2 separate regions of the Mus musculus genome follow, and region 1 is linked to region 2. Evidence: chromatin contacts called from ENCODE POLR2A ChIA-PET data. All regions are on one chromosome and are shown on one strand. Each heading gives the region's core, a stretch centred on a gene start or an enhancer-like site at or near the end of the contact. The rest is flanking DNA. Distances are from core to core; before and after follow the strand shown.

What was found. ChIA-PET counts read pairs that join two places held with the same protein, here RNA polymerase II (POLR2A).
Region 1: POLR2A ChIA-PET joins it to region 2 with 10 read pairs in embryonic stem cell. The contact joins the promoter of Ndufa10 here to the promoter of Hdac4 in region 2. POLR2A ChIA-PET finds 5 or more read pairs at or near these places in 2 of 5 experiments (Patski and embryonic stem cell).

The regions. Positions count from the first base shown.
Region 1 is chr1:92,472,087-92,479,555 of GRCm38, forward strand. It overlaps Ndufa10 (NADH:ubiquinone oxidoreductase subunit A10), which reads right to left and starts at 1,672. Exons shown (of 10, transcript NM_024197.1): 1 at 1,577-1,672. The coding sequence starts at 1,651.
Region 2 is chr1:92,174,771-92,182,288 of GRCm38, forward strand. It overlaps Hdac4 (histone deacetylase 4), which reads right to left and starts at 5,571. Exons shown (of 27, transcript NM_207225.2): 1 at 5,488-5,571.

The sequences.
Region 1 (7,469 bases), core at 422-2,921, 290 kb after region 2:
CTTACTCTGTAGACCAGGCTGGCCTCGAACTCAGAAATCCACCTGCCTCTGCCTCCCAAGTGCTGGGATTAAAGGTGTGTGCCACCATGCCCGGCTTTGCATGAATACTTAAATCAGCTTTTTCACAATTGCCTTATGGGGAAACTACCAAGATGATCTTCAATAGGTAAATGGATAAATGGCAGTATAACCAAACTATGGAATTAAAGGGAATGACTAAAAAGGCCATAAAGACACAGTGAGTCTTCCCCCACCCCTGCTGTTTTTGGGGGCTGGATTTGAGACAAGAGTCTTGCTATGTAGCCCTGGCTGGTCTGGAACTCCCTGTATACCAGGCTGTCCGAGAATTCATAGATCTGCCTGTCTCATGTTGGGATTAAAGGTGTGCACCACAACATCTGGCTTAAGAAATATTGTCTAGATTGTGTACGTGTGTGTGTGTGTGTGTGTGTGTGTGTGTTAAAAGAGAAACAAGTACTCTTAACAGCTGTGCAGCCCCACAAATAAATTCTAAGTGTAACTGTCAAAGTCTATGTAAAAAAAGAAAGCACTGTGTCAGGTAATATGTGTGACTGATTACACGAGTCTAGCATAGGCAAAATGACAAAAATCATCAAAAGCACAGTGGCTGTCAGGAGTTGACAGGGTGGGAAATAAATGAATATTAAGGACAATAGATTTTTTTTTTTTTAGGGCTGTGAACTACTCTGTGTGTATTGTAAAGTCCAAAATATAATATTGCTCATTGTGCAAAACAATAAAACTTCACAGCATAAAGAATGAACTCAATGCATGAAAAGCTTAGGGTGGAACGGGGTGTGACTGAACTTCCGACATGTGAATATATGAAACGACTTCACTGAAGAGGGTGATGTGAAGATACAGGGGAAGGAGTGTGGTCTCTGAGGGTCAAGGTCAAGAGTGGATTGTGAATATGCTCTGTGCTCTTGCTGCTGTGCTCCACTGCGATCCTAATAGGCTTAAGCTGACAGTGCTAATTCATAGTGGGGCTTAGGCTGACAGTGCCGATCCAGGCTCACATTCACACACACCTCGTCTCTCTCTGGTTCACATCTATACCTCTTTCACACACAGATCACTCCTGTTCAAAATAAAAATCCTTAGCATGACTGTCAACCCCTTTCCGATTTACCACCTATGTAGTTCTAGCTACTATAAAGCAAAGAAGTTATGATGCCGTCATAAGACGTGTCCTGTTTCCAGCCACGGTCCCCTAAGCACCTACTGTCACCCATTATTCTGCATGCACCCTAAAAGGTCCTAATCCTCCCCAATCTACCCCAAATCTCTGTTGCTGCTCCACATCACGTCACCCCAGAGTCTACAAGGCGTTCCACAAAGCAGTTTCTGAACCGATGAGCATGCGGGCCCAGGCTCCGGAGCTCCGGCATCTCGGCTCTCCGTATGCAGCCGGGAAAGTGAGTCCCGCTGCACCGGTGCTGTGAGCGGAGGCCTCAGGAGCTCGCGGCTCACGGGTCTGACAGACGCCGCCGGAGCGTCAGGGCTCGGAGCCGACAGGCCGAGATCCAAGCAAGGAGAGCCACCCGCCGCTCACCACGCGCTGGGCTCCGGCCGCGAGGCCGCGCGCGGGAGCCGACGCCGGGACGAGTCTCAGCAACCTCAAGGCCATGACTTCGCCGTCTGCGCCGGCTCAAGGACCAGAGGGACATGAACGCGACGGGGTCCTAGCTCGTCCGCGGCGCGCTGCCATGACGTCACCACTGAGTGTTCGCGGCGCCTGTCGAAAAAAGAAAATATTCCGGAACTGGGACGGGGCGGGGCCAGAGGGAAGGGGCGGAGCTTAGGCTTGTCGACGCTCTAGTTGCTTGAGCTTAGATTGTTTGGGCGAGGAGCGCGCCTAGATCCTAGACAAGTTATAGTATGAAAGTGGCAAAGGGCTAGAAGTCCTGCCTGGGCCTTGAGGCTCCCAGCTTTGAGCTCGGGTTCTCGCAGATGCTTGAGTTGTGTGACAAAAGTGTGACCCCCCACTCCCAGGTGTTCTGTGGGGTGAATCCTCTCGCTCCCCAGAATCTGTGCTGTCTCCCTGCTCCACGCCCAAACGTAGACCCACTTTCTGTTTGAGTTCTGTAGGGAGGATCCGCTCCCCGCCCTTCTGGTCGCTGAGGAGAGAGTCCATTCCCCATCTGAGTTCTAGGGGCGTCACATTCTCCCTGCCTAGGTTTCTGAGAGAAGGACCTGTCATCAGCTTGAGCCCTGTGGGGGCAACCAATTCACGACCTAGCAGTTCTGAGCTTTTGTAGTGCTAAGAGCTGAGGTGGCCACAGACCTGGCACCACCATATATCTCCAGTGCAGATCACCCTGCCTCATTTCCACAGCTGCCGACTTTATAGTCACCTCCTGGAAAGCTCTTCAGCTCCAAGAGCCTCTGAGGTGGAAGAGTGCAGTGCGCAGAAGCCAGGAAAGTGCTGATAGGGAGAGGATCCCCAAGACAATGAGGAGTTCTGGGTTGGGTTTGGACCACTTTCCATGTAGTTAACACAAAACCTCCCCCGCATTTCTGGATTTCTAGAAAGTCCTGTATCCTTACAGTACATTGAATACGGGAAGGGGAAACCTCTCCTCATTTCTTTTGAATCCTGATCATTATCTCATTTCCCTACTCCCCTCCAGTGTAATTCAAAAATCACTCAACCCCAAAAGAGAAATTTCCCAAGCACGTATGTTTTACTGAAGAATTTTACTTTATACATAAATATATGATACTAAATATGTACAGTCTCCTCCAGAAAACAGAAGCGATAATGCTTACTATCGCATGTTATGCTGCCATAACTGTCAAAGACAGTACAAAAATGTAAGACCTCCATATATCAGTATCTCAGCAAATTGAATCCAGCAACACATGAAATGAGTGGTGCACCACAAGCAATGGGATGTCATCCTAAAATCAACTGATATAAAAAACAAACTAACCAAAATAATTATGTGTGATCAGATTGCTTGGTTCAGGGAAAGCATTTGACAAAATTCAATATTCATTTAAAATAAAAGAACACATATGCTCCAACAAAGGCTACAGGGTGGCTGCTTCATCTTCATAAAGTATGCCCACAAAATCCTAAAGCTAACATCATATGAATAGAGAAAGAATGGGATAAGAGCACTGACTGCTCTTCCAAAGGTCCTGAGTTCAAATCCCAGCAACCACATGATGGTTTACAACCATCCGTAATGACATCTGACGCCCTCTACTGGTGTGTCTGAAGACACCTACAGTGTACTTACATATAAATAATAAATAAATATATATATATATAAAAAGCAAGGGGCCTGCTTTCCTCACAAGTACTCAACAAAGGAACCCCTAACCCACATAATAAGTACAAAAGATAGAAGAAGAATACATACAGGAAAAAAAGAGATACAATTATTTGTAGATTATATTATTTTTACTCAGAAAATCCAAAGGAGTTGACCAAAAAAAGCTTCTAGAATAAATAGCAAGTTCAGCCAGGTTATTCAATCCAAAAGGCAAACACAAACAAACAAAATAAAAAAGAGAAACACACACACACACACACACACACACACACACACACAGAGAGAGAGAGAGAGAGAGAGAGAGAGAGAGAGAGAGAATTACACAGTATTCTGTATGCTAACAGCATAGAAGTCAAAGCTGAATAGCAGATGGAATTCAATTTATATTTGGTCTAAGTAAACTTGTAATACTTGCATTTAAACATGACATATCTGTAGGAGGCAACACTTTAAACACTGATATAAGAAAACAAAGAAGAGTTTAATATATGTATATATAAAATCACAGATCAGAAGAAGAAACAGGCAATGTCAAGTCTTCTAAGTCTAATGGAGTTCCAACTAAAACCTCCACAAGGATGTTTTAATGGTCAGAGACAAGTTTTATTAAGTTGCAGAAATGTGAAGATGCTAGAATAGCCACAATGAATTTAAAAAGAAGAATAAAGTCAGAGGAGTTACTCTTCTGTTAATGAGCTTTATTATATGTTGATACAAAGCAAGAACATGTAGTAGTCAGGAGGGCTGTGGTGTTCATCCACAAATGAATCAGCACAAATGTTCTCAGCTGTTTCTACAACGGTGCAAACACAGTCCCATGGCAGGCAGTGCGAGAGCCATTGGCTAGCTGTGGAGAAGCAAATGAACCTTCAATAACCTTACCACAAGAAACAACAACAAAGCCTCCAACAACAGCAAAACCAAGCTTAGCATCACAAAATGGATCCTGTATTTGAATATAATATTCAAAACTACTAAGCTTTTAGGAAAAAAATAGGAGAAACATTTTGTGCCTAGGAGTAGGGGAATATTTTTAACTTGGTATCAGAAGCATCATTCAGAAAGAAAGAAAGAAAGAAAGAAAGAAAGAAAGAAAGAAAGAAAGAAAGAAAGAAAGAAAGGAAGAAAGGAAGAAGGAAAGAAAGGAAAGAAAGAAAAGAAAGAAAGAAAGTTAGTTAACTAGACTTATCAAACTCAGAAGATCCTGCTCTGGAAGAGACATTATTAAGAGGTTGAAAAGACTAACTGCAGGTGGAGAAAATATTTACAAAATAATATTTGATAACAGACCAGAGTCTAGAATACATAAACAGCTTTCTTAAATTCAGTTTGAAATAGTCCAGGGTTGGGCATGGTGGCTGGCACACTCCAAAAGTCAAGTGATGTGCTTCCATTTGTATTATATTGTGTGTTGAAATAAAATTACAGGAAGAACCAGTTAGGTGCTTCTGGAGGACACAGTATGAGGATGTGGGTGTAAGTCAGCAACACCAGACATCTTCCAGTGATGGAAATGTTCTGTTCCCCTGACTACACTGTGTCCACAACTGTCACAACTGTGCACATTCTGTGACACATGAATCTGTGTAGCTGATGGAACTTGAACAAGTGCAGCAGGGTGTGCCAGAGTCAATGCCCTGCCACTGAGCTGTACCTTCGTCATGCAGGACAACACTAGTGGGAAGACAAGGCCAGGGATACTCGGGACTACTACCTGGCATGCTTCTTTGCAACTTTCTCTTAATATGCCATTATCACTAGGAGAAAATTTGAACTTTATTGAGTGTGATATAATAAAGTAATAGGATTTTAAAGTGTAAACTTAAGAGATACTTTTTGTGTTATAATTTTTAGAAATTGAAGCAAAGGAAAGAAGGACTGCCAATCAAAGCTACAAGGTAGTTTAAAGAAACTGAAACTGTACCAGAATATAAATGCTCATTATTTTCTGGCTAAAAATCTCAAAATAGTTAATATAACATTTGTCTTCAAGTTAATCTGTAGATGCAACACAATCCCATATATACATACCCACAAGCTTTTCTTTTGTTGATGTTGACAAGCAGATTCTAAGATGTGTAACTCTTCCTTTCTGGAAGACTTGGGAGAAAAAAGGCGACCTAGACTAGAAGCAGGAGAATGGAAGACATGCTAACAGACCTCATGGTACATGAAAGGGATGAAGAGGGAGAAAGAGAGAATGAGAATAGAAAAGATAGAGAAAATAAAAGCTTGAACCAAGAGGTCTTACATAAACTGATGACTTATGTCAAGCAAGTTTTTTAAGTGTAGCATCCATACTGGCTGGTTTTGTGTGTCAAATTGACACAAACAGGAGTTATCACAGAGAAAGGAGCTTCCCTTGAGGAAATGCCTCCATGAGATCCAGCTGTAAGGCATTTTCTCAATTAGTGATCAAGGGTGAGAGGGCCCATTGCAGGTGGTGCCATTCTTGGGCTGGTAGTCTTGGGTTCTATTAAAAACAAAACAAAACAAAAACAAAAACAAAAACAAGCTGAGCAACCCAGGAAAAGCAAACCAGTAAGTGACATCCCTCCATGGCCTCTACATCAGCTCCTGCTTCCTGACCTGCTTGAGTTCCAGTCCTGACTTCCTTTGGTGATAAACAGCAGTGTGGAAGTGTAAGCTGAATAAACCCTTTCCTCCCCAACCTGTTTCTTGGTCATGATGTTTGTGCAGGAATAGGAACCCTGACGAAGACAGCATCATATATACTATTTGCAAGGGACATTTAACCAAGGTCATCAGAGAGCTAAATCAGACCATGTTGTTAAGAGAACATAGGATCCTCAGACACAGCTGCTTTAGGACTGATAGCCACAGCCCAGGGAGAAGAGAAATCACTGCCCGACTCCCTCAAGGCACTGGCTTGAGTGCTTGCTAAAGTCCACTCCTTGCAGACCAGCCTTGCTAAGTCCACTCCTGGACGTGGACACAGAACTAATGTTCTCTTTGGTCTTTCATGAGAGCCTCTGATTGAATCTCTGGTCTATCTGGCTCCCAACGAGTAGACAAAAAGAGCTGGCTGGGTGAGGGGTCCAGTGATTTGATTTATGAAAAGGTGATACTTCCTAGAGCAGAGTGTGATCTTCCAAACAATGGGTGATCTCTAGAACAATTTCCCATCCGAAAAGAGGGTTCACTTTCAGATAGATTACAGATTTAAAAGACAAATGTCACAAGAGAACGTTTCCATGAGCTTAGCAGAGGCAAATGTTTCTTAAATGGAAAGTCTCTATAAGGTGAAATGTACACATTAGACATTAAAATAAAGAACTTTTCTTCATTATAAGACCCATGAGGACACAACATTTAACTAATTGGAAGATCTTTGCATCAGAGGGCTCAGACCTGACAGGGGGCTCAGAATCAGACGATGTAAAAAACCTCTGTGTAAAGAGACCCCATATGAACACGGGCAGAAGATGTTCATCAGAGAGTTTATATCCAAATGGACAGGGAGAGACTATTGATGTCAGCAGAAAACCATTTGCATTTGGAAAATGCAGATTTAAGTCAGAGTGAGATACCTTTGGAGTCCAGAAGAAAGGCTGAATTGAAACATAATGTTTGGGACCACTGGGATACCACCAACAGGAGCTAAACTGGCACATGCAATTTGAAAAACAGTTGTGTAGTTTCTATTAAACCTGGCAACACACACACCTTGTGCTGCAGTAGTTACACACACATAAGCCTTATATATAGCTAGGTCCAGCCTAGATACAGTTCTGTGTAACTCAACAAACTGCACAGATAGCAGTTAGAAAAAAATACTACCTGGATTCCATATAGCAGCATTACACATCCTAGAGAGTATCCATGATACTGTCAGCCAATAGCAAAGCAAAGAACTGCATGCTGATGTACATGTGAATATAACCAAGAAATAATGCATGGATTGCTACATGCAAAGACAGGGAGACGCCCAGACATGGCTGAGCCAAAGCAGAACATGAAACTCTAAGTGCTTCATGATTACATTAATGAAACTCAACACACTCAAGTTACTCTGTGGCATTAGAAACCAGCATAGCGGTTCTCTTGAGGCAGAGAGGGTCACTGGGGGGTGAACTTCAATGATCTACCTGGGAGCTGGTTCCCTGAGTCCACACTCAGAAAGCACATTTGGATGAAGGCTCA
Region 2 (7,518 bases), core at 4,321-6,820:
TGCTATTTGGCAGCTGTATGTAAGCCCTTTCTGCTCCTCACTCCTTGCTACATCACAGAACCCACTTCACTTGTATTTATGGATCTACTTAACAGCATGTAATCTCCAATCAGAAGAAGTTCCCAGATGCTTGAGAGGAGAACAGGCAATTCCAGAACCCAAACAGACAGCACGGGGGCAATGGTCTGGGCGTGTGTCCTCACCAAGCTCTGCTTCCAAGGCCTACACTGCATTGCCCACCTATTCATCAGGTCCCTGAGCTGCCAAGGACCAGGCACAACTCAGGCATGAGGCACTCCCCGCCTTTTGACTCCTTAAGGTCTTCAGCCAGGAAGAAATGACATTAAACAACTAATGTCACAATAAACTATGAAATTGCACAACTGGAAAACGTGAAAAAGGAGTAAGAAGGCCTTTGAGCTAAGCTGAGTAGAAAACTGAAAGGAGGACATGAACCGAAGAACTGGGGAAGACAGATGCAATGGGCGCTGCATGTGCAAAGGCCCTGGCCAAGAAGACCAAGAGGAAGCGGGGACGCAAAGCAGGCCAGATTGGAAGCTCAGCAATGAGGCAAAGACCCTGAGTGAGGGCTGCGAAGCCAGAGGGGAGGGCTCACATGCTCTCTGGGTCTTCTAGAGACGCCTTGACAGGATTTCCTGCATGGAGTAGTAGGCAGAGACCCGCTCTCATAGAGGTCAACTAGAAAATGCCTGCAGCATGGACTGCACCAGAGCAGAGCAGACCCACGAGGCAAGCCCCACCTTGGAGAGCTTAGGAGTGACTCAGAGCAACAGTCTCAGATTCTTCTAACACTAAATGTTATCATCAGCCTCCCAAGGACCTGCTTATTCTCCTGTGAAAAAAACTTAAAGTGGCATAAATTGTTTTAACATTACCATTACATCATTTTAAAATTTTTCTATACTGCAAAAATGTATATATAACCAACGCCAACATGAATAAACACAACGATGGTCTCTTAGGCCTCATTTTCCTGATATCCCAATGGCCATCAATATCACCTTGGAAACTCATTAAAAACCAGAAAGCCAGTCAGTCTACAGATTGCTCTAGGCCAAATGCCTCTGTGTACCACGCACCGGGAGGTTACCTACAGCAACAAGGGTACTCACAGAGCTGTGCTTCTGCAGATGGCAGAGCCCGTGTCTTGCAAGTACTTGGGTGTCAATGTGCTTACCACAGTCATTAGAATAAATTCTAGGATTCAGAACTGCCTCTTGAATGAACGGCCATTTAAATCTTTGATACTTCCCTGGAGAGAAATTAGATATTTTGTATGATAATATACATTGTTCTCTCTATAGAACAAATGTGTGTATACCTAATGCTTACATTGTGCTTCCTATGGGCCTAGGTTCCAGCCTAAGCATTTGTTACATATAACTTGTTAAACTCTAGGAAGCCATATCCTTATCACAGTTGTGGGTGTTGTTATCAATCTCACTAATACAAAGGGCACAGATGTAATCTCCCATACACTGGGTTATTAGCTACGCTCAGTCTTTTCTCTTAGCTGTGGAGATCTGCCTACCTGCATGCCTTAAAAACTGTAACAGGGAAGCTCATCCATTTATTGTTAGTTTGCAAAAGCTCTTTATATATACTGGCTATTAATCTCACAGAGGCCAAATAGGTTACACATTTTTTTTCTCTCTTGTCTCTGAATCTTGGTTATAGAGTCTTTCTCCAAAGATTTTCTTCTTACTATTAAATCTGCCAATATTTTCTCTTAAGGCACTGTCTTGGTTTTAGGATAAGAACACTTGAGTGCTGTAGTTCCTCAGTTAGTGGTTACATTCTTCCAATAAAAATTTCCCATGTAAGTAAGACTACCAGTAGCACTAAGCAGCTCTGAGAAATGGGCACAGACCATAGGCTGTCTGCTGCCAATCACCGCCTGCTTGCACAGCCTTGGAACTTCTCAAGACTCAAGCAAGCAAGAACAGGCTGTAACAACCACCAGCCAACTGGACTGCTCTGATTTCTGTGATACTCGGGATAGATAGAACCCAGAGCCTTTCAACATTACACAGAAGGCACAACGAAGACATTAAAGTCACTTTTCTGACTCAAATGAAACCCAGAGCGGTGACAGCTCAGAAGGGCAGACAACCTAACACCATACTGGGAAAGTATTCCAAATTATCTTCTCAAAGTAGCTGTGCTCTTCCAAACAACTCAATAACACTAACCTTCCACACAGGCTCATCCTGGGCCCAAAGCAGAGGTAAAGAAAGGCTCAGCCTTTGGGACTCAAGGCTGCCATTCCTCTCACATCCCTGCTATCAAGGGTGTGTAGCATCACCTATTTCTTGTAGCTGTGGGAGCAATAGAGGAGACGAAGATGGAAAGTGCTCAAAGAATGGCCCATGGCTCTTACTGGGTGCTCATTTAAACATCTGCTACTGACTTGTGTAATCTCCTGATCCAGGGAAGGAAGACACTCTCATCTACTCAGGACCTTACAGTGTTCTAACCGGGTCCAGTTACATGGAGGGTCTCAGTGGGGTCCATTTGTGTGGACCCCAGTCTGGCCTTTCAGGAAGTACGGAGGCATGTCTGAGAGGCAAGGGCAGCAGCAAAGCCAAGAGCAGCTGCAGATGCCAGACCACATTCCACCCTAAACAAAGCCCATCCTGCTCACTCACATGAGCCCAAGAGCAAACAACTGACCTCCTGACAGCTCAGAGCACTCTGCAGAAATGGACTAGGGTCTGTTCAAATGCAGCAGCACTTCTGATTCTGCCCCCCTCCGTCACCTGCACCTCAAAGGTCAGTGTCACACTTAAGGCCCAGAGTTGGCTGAGCAGCAGGACACTGGATGGTCACTGGAGACCAAGACAAAGCCACTCCAAAAATCTCTTTGGGGCCCCTACCCCAAGACTGGGTTACAACCAATGGGACATGAGCTCAACTCTGGATTCACCCTCTGAAGCCTGCATAGTCACCCCAGGGCCCAGAGACATCAAAAGCCCTGGTCCTGGGACTGAGCCCCCCCACGCCACCCCAATCTTCCCGTGCAGCAGGTGTCTCTCATTTCTGCATCTCCCTGGCTCCCTACATCAGGTATTAATGTATTACTTATGGCAGCTTCAGAGTTCTGAAAAACCAGCCGTTTTCAATAGAAAATGGCATGGACAAGGCTTGACAGGAGTGATGAAATTTTCTTCTGCTCTGGCAATTAGGACGGCACAAAGTCGCCTTTCCTTTGGTGCCACCCCCAACATCAAAGGATTGGAATTCAAAGCCGTTCATGCTGCATTGAAACCTCACAATGAGGCTGGAAAATGGAAGTCGATTACTGGGCAAAAATATGCAGTAGTTAAAAGGAAAGAGTTCTAACGAAATTAAGCTGCAGCAGCCCCACGACGTGTGGAAACTTCCAGCACCAGAGCTCTTCTGGTAAACATCAAGAGGGACATCCTCCTAACACAGGTTTGAAAGCAAAGTCAAGCTAGGAGCCAGGAGCCCCAGGAAGATAGAGTGCTATGTTCTCTTGCCCACCTCACCAGCAGCAGCCCCTAGCTTCTGAGAAGGTGCCATCTGGGGGCTTTATATGTTGCACAGCTCTCTGATGTTGCTAACCACAGACATTCTTGCTAGGGCTGCTTAGGTCACATCTGTCCTTGGTCTCTAGGCTATCCAGGCCCCGTCTGCAGTTCACAGTCATTCTTCTCCCCCACAGGGCTCCCAGATACCCTGTAAGCAGCCTGCAGACCCCTAAAGGGGGCAGTGTTACCTCTGCCTTCTAGCAAACCCAGCCTCTTCTGGGTGATTACTGCTCTTCAGGAAGGCATTTGATCTTTAAAAGAAAAGCCAGAACACAGAAAACCATAGAAGTCTTACAGTGTGTCGGGTGTGTGTTTTTAAAGCATGAAAATACTTCCCTCCCACACAAACGGGGAGTTCTTCTGGGGAAAGATGCCACAGATCCCGAGGAGTGGCAGATCTGGGAAAGCGGATGGGTCTTAAAAATAGACAATTGAACCTAGACTAGAGCTGCAAAGCTACCTGGGGGAAAAAAATGAGAATTTTTAACTAAATCTCACATATTTTTTGATATCCAAAACTCCATCCTGATGAAACTTCTAACTGGGTGGCATTTTGCATTTCCAATTATAATGGAGTAATTGTGTTGCCATAGTGACTGCAAAATTCTGCAATAACTTTTGCTGCCTTGTAACTGCTATAGTGTATATTTGTGTACAAGCAGCTGAGTTTTCTTAATTCAACCTCCTTGCCTCTCCACAAGCACTACACCTACCTACACCACCACCACCACCATCACCTTCTTTCTGGGTGGATTTTGAAACCACTACACTAGCTTTCATCAAGCCGGTCCTGAAATAATGCACGGAATTATCAGAAGCAATTAAAACTCCTGGCAACCTCGATCATATCACGGAGGAAAAACCGAAACCAGGTCAAGGTGCAAGCCGCCAGCATCCCCCTAGCCCCAAAGTGCGACAGGGCCATGGCTGTTTACACGTTAATACTCGCAGGCCTTAAATGCTTAGGTGGTTTGTGGGAACAGACAGAAAAGCCTGAGCAGAGAAAAGCAGGGAGGCAAAGTGACTACACAGGCCTTTCCTTCCTCCCCGGGCAGGCAGAGTGGCTCTCGGAAAGCAATTAGGTAGGTCTCTACAGTAATGCAATTAGGATTTAGTTAAGAAAGTCATTAGTTCTAAAATAACTTAAGTTTAATTTCTGCGACGCTTTATTTGAAAATCGTGTCACAGCAGGTCAATTTACAGCATGCAATAACCAAAACACTGCTATCAGCGGCTGCAAGTTATTAACAAATTCTCGGTGTGCATTAAAGGAGAACACGGGTTCCACACCCGGCCTTTCCGACCGACTCCCGCTGTGTGAGCTACAAGCTGTGCCTTCGGAACCCTCGCTCAGGGTGGACACCGGTCGTCTCCGGGGCTAGCGCAGCTCCTCGCCAGCCCAGCGACGGTCCGGGCCCGGCCGCGGCCCCCGCCCCGCCGCCCGCCGCCGCCGAGGGGCGTTTTCTGCAAACTCACAGGCTGACAAAGTTACATAAACGCCCCGGCCCCCGCCCCCGCGCGCCCACCTGCCCGCCCGCCGGCGCAGGCCGCTCTCCCGCCCGCCAGCCCGCGGCGCAGGGCCCCGAGGCCTCGGCGGGGCCGGGCGTCCACCTGCCGCCAGCAACCGGGCGGCGCGGACAATGACGGCCGGTGGCTTACCGCGGCGGCGGCGGGCCGCGTCTAGCCCTGCTCCGGCGCTCCGAGCCGCATCTCCTCAGCCTGCGCCGCCGCCGGCGGGCGGGCGGGCTCGGGCGGCGACGGCGACAGCAGCCGCGTTGAGCGGGCCGGGCGTGAGGCGGCGCGGCGGCGGCGGCGCGAGCAGGCGCGCGGGCTCGGGCTCGGGCGGCGGCGGGGATGGTGCTCCGCGGCAGCGGCCCCACAACCTCCCCTCCTCATTCACAAAAAATTGACCCACGTTGAACCATGATGCTGCTCCCCCTCGAGCGCAGAGCCGCGCGGGGATAGGCCGCGCCCTACGCCCGTCAGGCGCCCCAGCCCCGCCCCTCCCGTCGGCGGCCCACCAGCCATTGGCTACAACGGCTTTGCGTCACCTCCCCCCGTGGGCGCCGCCCCCTGCCTGGTTTCTAATGAAGAAAGCGTCAATTACGGCTCGGCCCCGCCTCCAAGAATTCAGCCGCCCTTCCATTGGTCCGAGAGTCCTAAGTCCGCCCCACAATAGCCCAACAGCCAGCCCCGCTTCGCGGGCGCTGCGAAGGGGCTCCGCCTTCGTCCGCCCTTCTCAAAAGTTCCAAACCCCATTGGCTCCCAGCATTGTCAATTCTAATGAGCGGGGCGTACCGAAGACTCTCCAGGCGCCCGCTCTGAGAGCTTTTGCTGTTTTAGAAAGAGCAGGGAGCTGGTGCGCGAACTGATTGAAGCCGTGGACAGACCTCCTTGGCAGCCCGCGGCGCTGCCCGGGTCAATACAGTGTGCCTGAGCGCCTGTCTCATGCTCTAAGGGGGCGCGGAAGAGCACAGACTAAGGCGAGGGCCCGGCCGGGCCTGGCGGCAACCTCCATCTTAGGCAAGGCACAGATCACGTGGGCTGCGTGCGGGGGACGCCGAGCCCAGAGGGAGTGCGCAGGCGCGGCGGGCCCCGCCCTGCCCCGGGGCAGGCGCGCCGCTTGGGGGTGCGGCTGTGACTGTGGGGCCTTGCGTGGCCGTGGGAACTGGGGGTTCTGGGACCGCTGCTGTTGCGGAGGTGTATTCTTGGTTCGCCGCCACGGCGTCCCGGTTTGTTGGGACCACCCCTTCTCTGAGGTTCTTCTAGACCTGGGCCAAGCGCCTATAATTGGCGTTCACGAATGTGGATGGGCGTGAAAGGCCATCCTTCTGGCTCCCTTGGGTCCATTTCCTTTCATCAGGAGAGTAGTGCAATTTCTCATCCTGTGTCCATGATATTTCCAGAATCCCACATCCAAAACGAAGACAAGAGCATCTGGTCCACCCTACATGGCCTGACCTAGGATGCTGACCTATTTACTAGGCCTTGCCTGATAGGAGTTGAGTAGAGATTTAATAGCATTTTTGTTCCATGACTGGGGGAAAATTGAAGGTAAAACAATTCGCAAGAAGCAATAGATTCTTTTCATTATCTCAAGGTAATACTGAGTTAGAAAGCTTCATTCACTGGGAGAAATTCATACTCTAGGATAGCTCAGCTGTGAAGCCAAGGGATGAATTGTGGAATAGAAAAGAGCAGAAGAAAATGACCGCACTTAGGAGTGCTAGTGCAGCTGCTTATAGAAAAGTACACTACCAAATTTACATACAAAATAATGCAGGATCTGCAGCCTGCTAACATTTAGATGAAACATGAAGTTCAGAAGTACTTGAAAGGATAAAGACATGCAATAATCACAGATTTGGTGAGTACTGAGTAAAGACAACCCTAAACAAAAGTGCCATGAGAAAGTGCTGGAATATAATCTTAGATGCAGTTACTCTGAAATGATATGGTTCGGTTCCAGGGTCGGGGGAGTATTGCTCTGTGCTGATTAGACCTCACAGAATTGTGATTGGTACATAGAAAAAGCTCTAGCAGCAAACAAAGAGTAGGGGAAGGGCACCCCAGTACCACCAGGGTTTCTATAGGGCTTTACAGAGTCCCATTCTCAGACAGAGGCTTGGTGTTAGAAACCAGGAGATCAGAAATAAAAACAGACCTCTAATACAAAAACACCCAAGAATTAGTAGAAGCCCACCAATTAAAAATTAAACACAAAACCTTAGGAAGAACAACAATATCAACCAGCCAGACCCCACCCCCCAGAGCTTCCAGGAAGTAAGCCACCAACCAAGGAGTACACATGGCTCCAGCTTCATTTGTAGCAGAGGACGGCCTTGTCATGCATCAATGGTCCTATGAAGGCTGGATAGATGCCCCAGTGTAGGAGAATCGAGGGTGGGGAGGTGGGAGTGGATGGGTAGGTGGAGGAACACCCTCA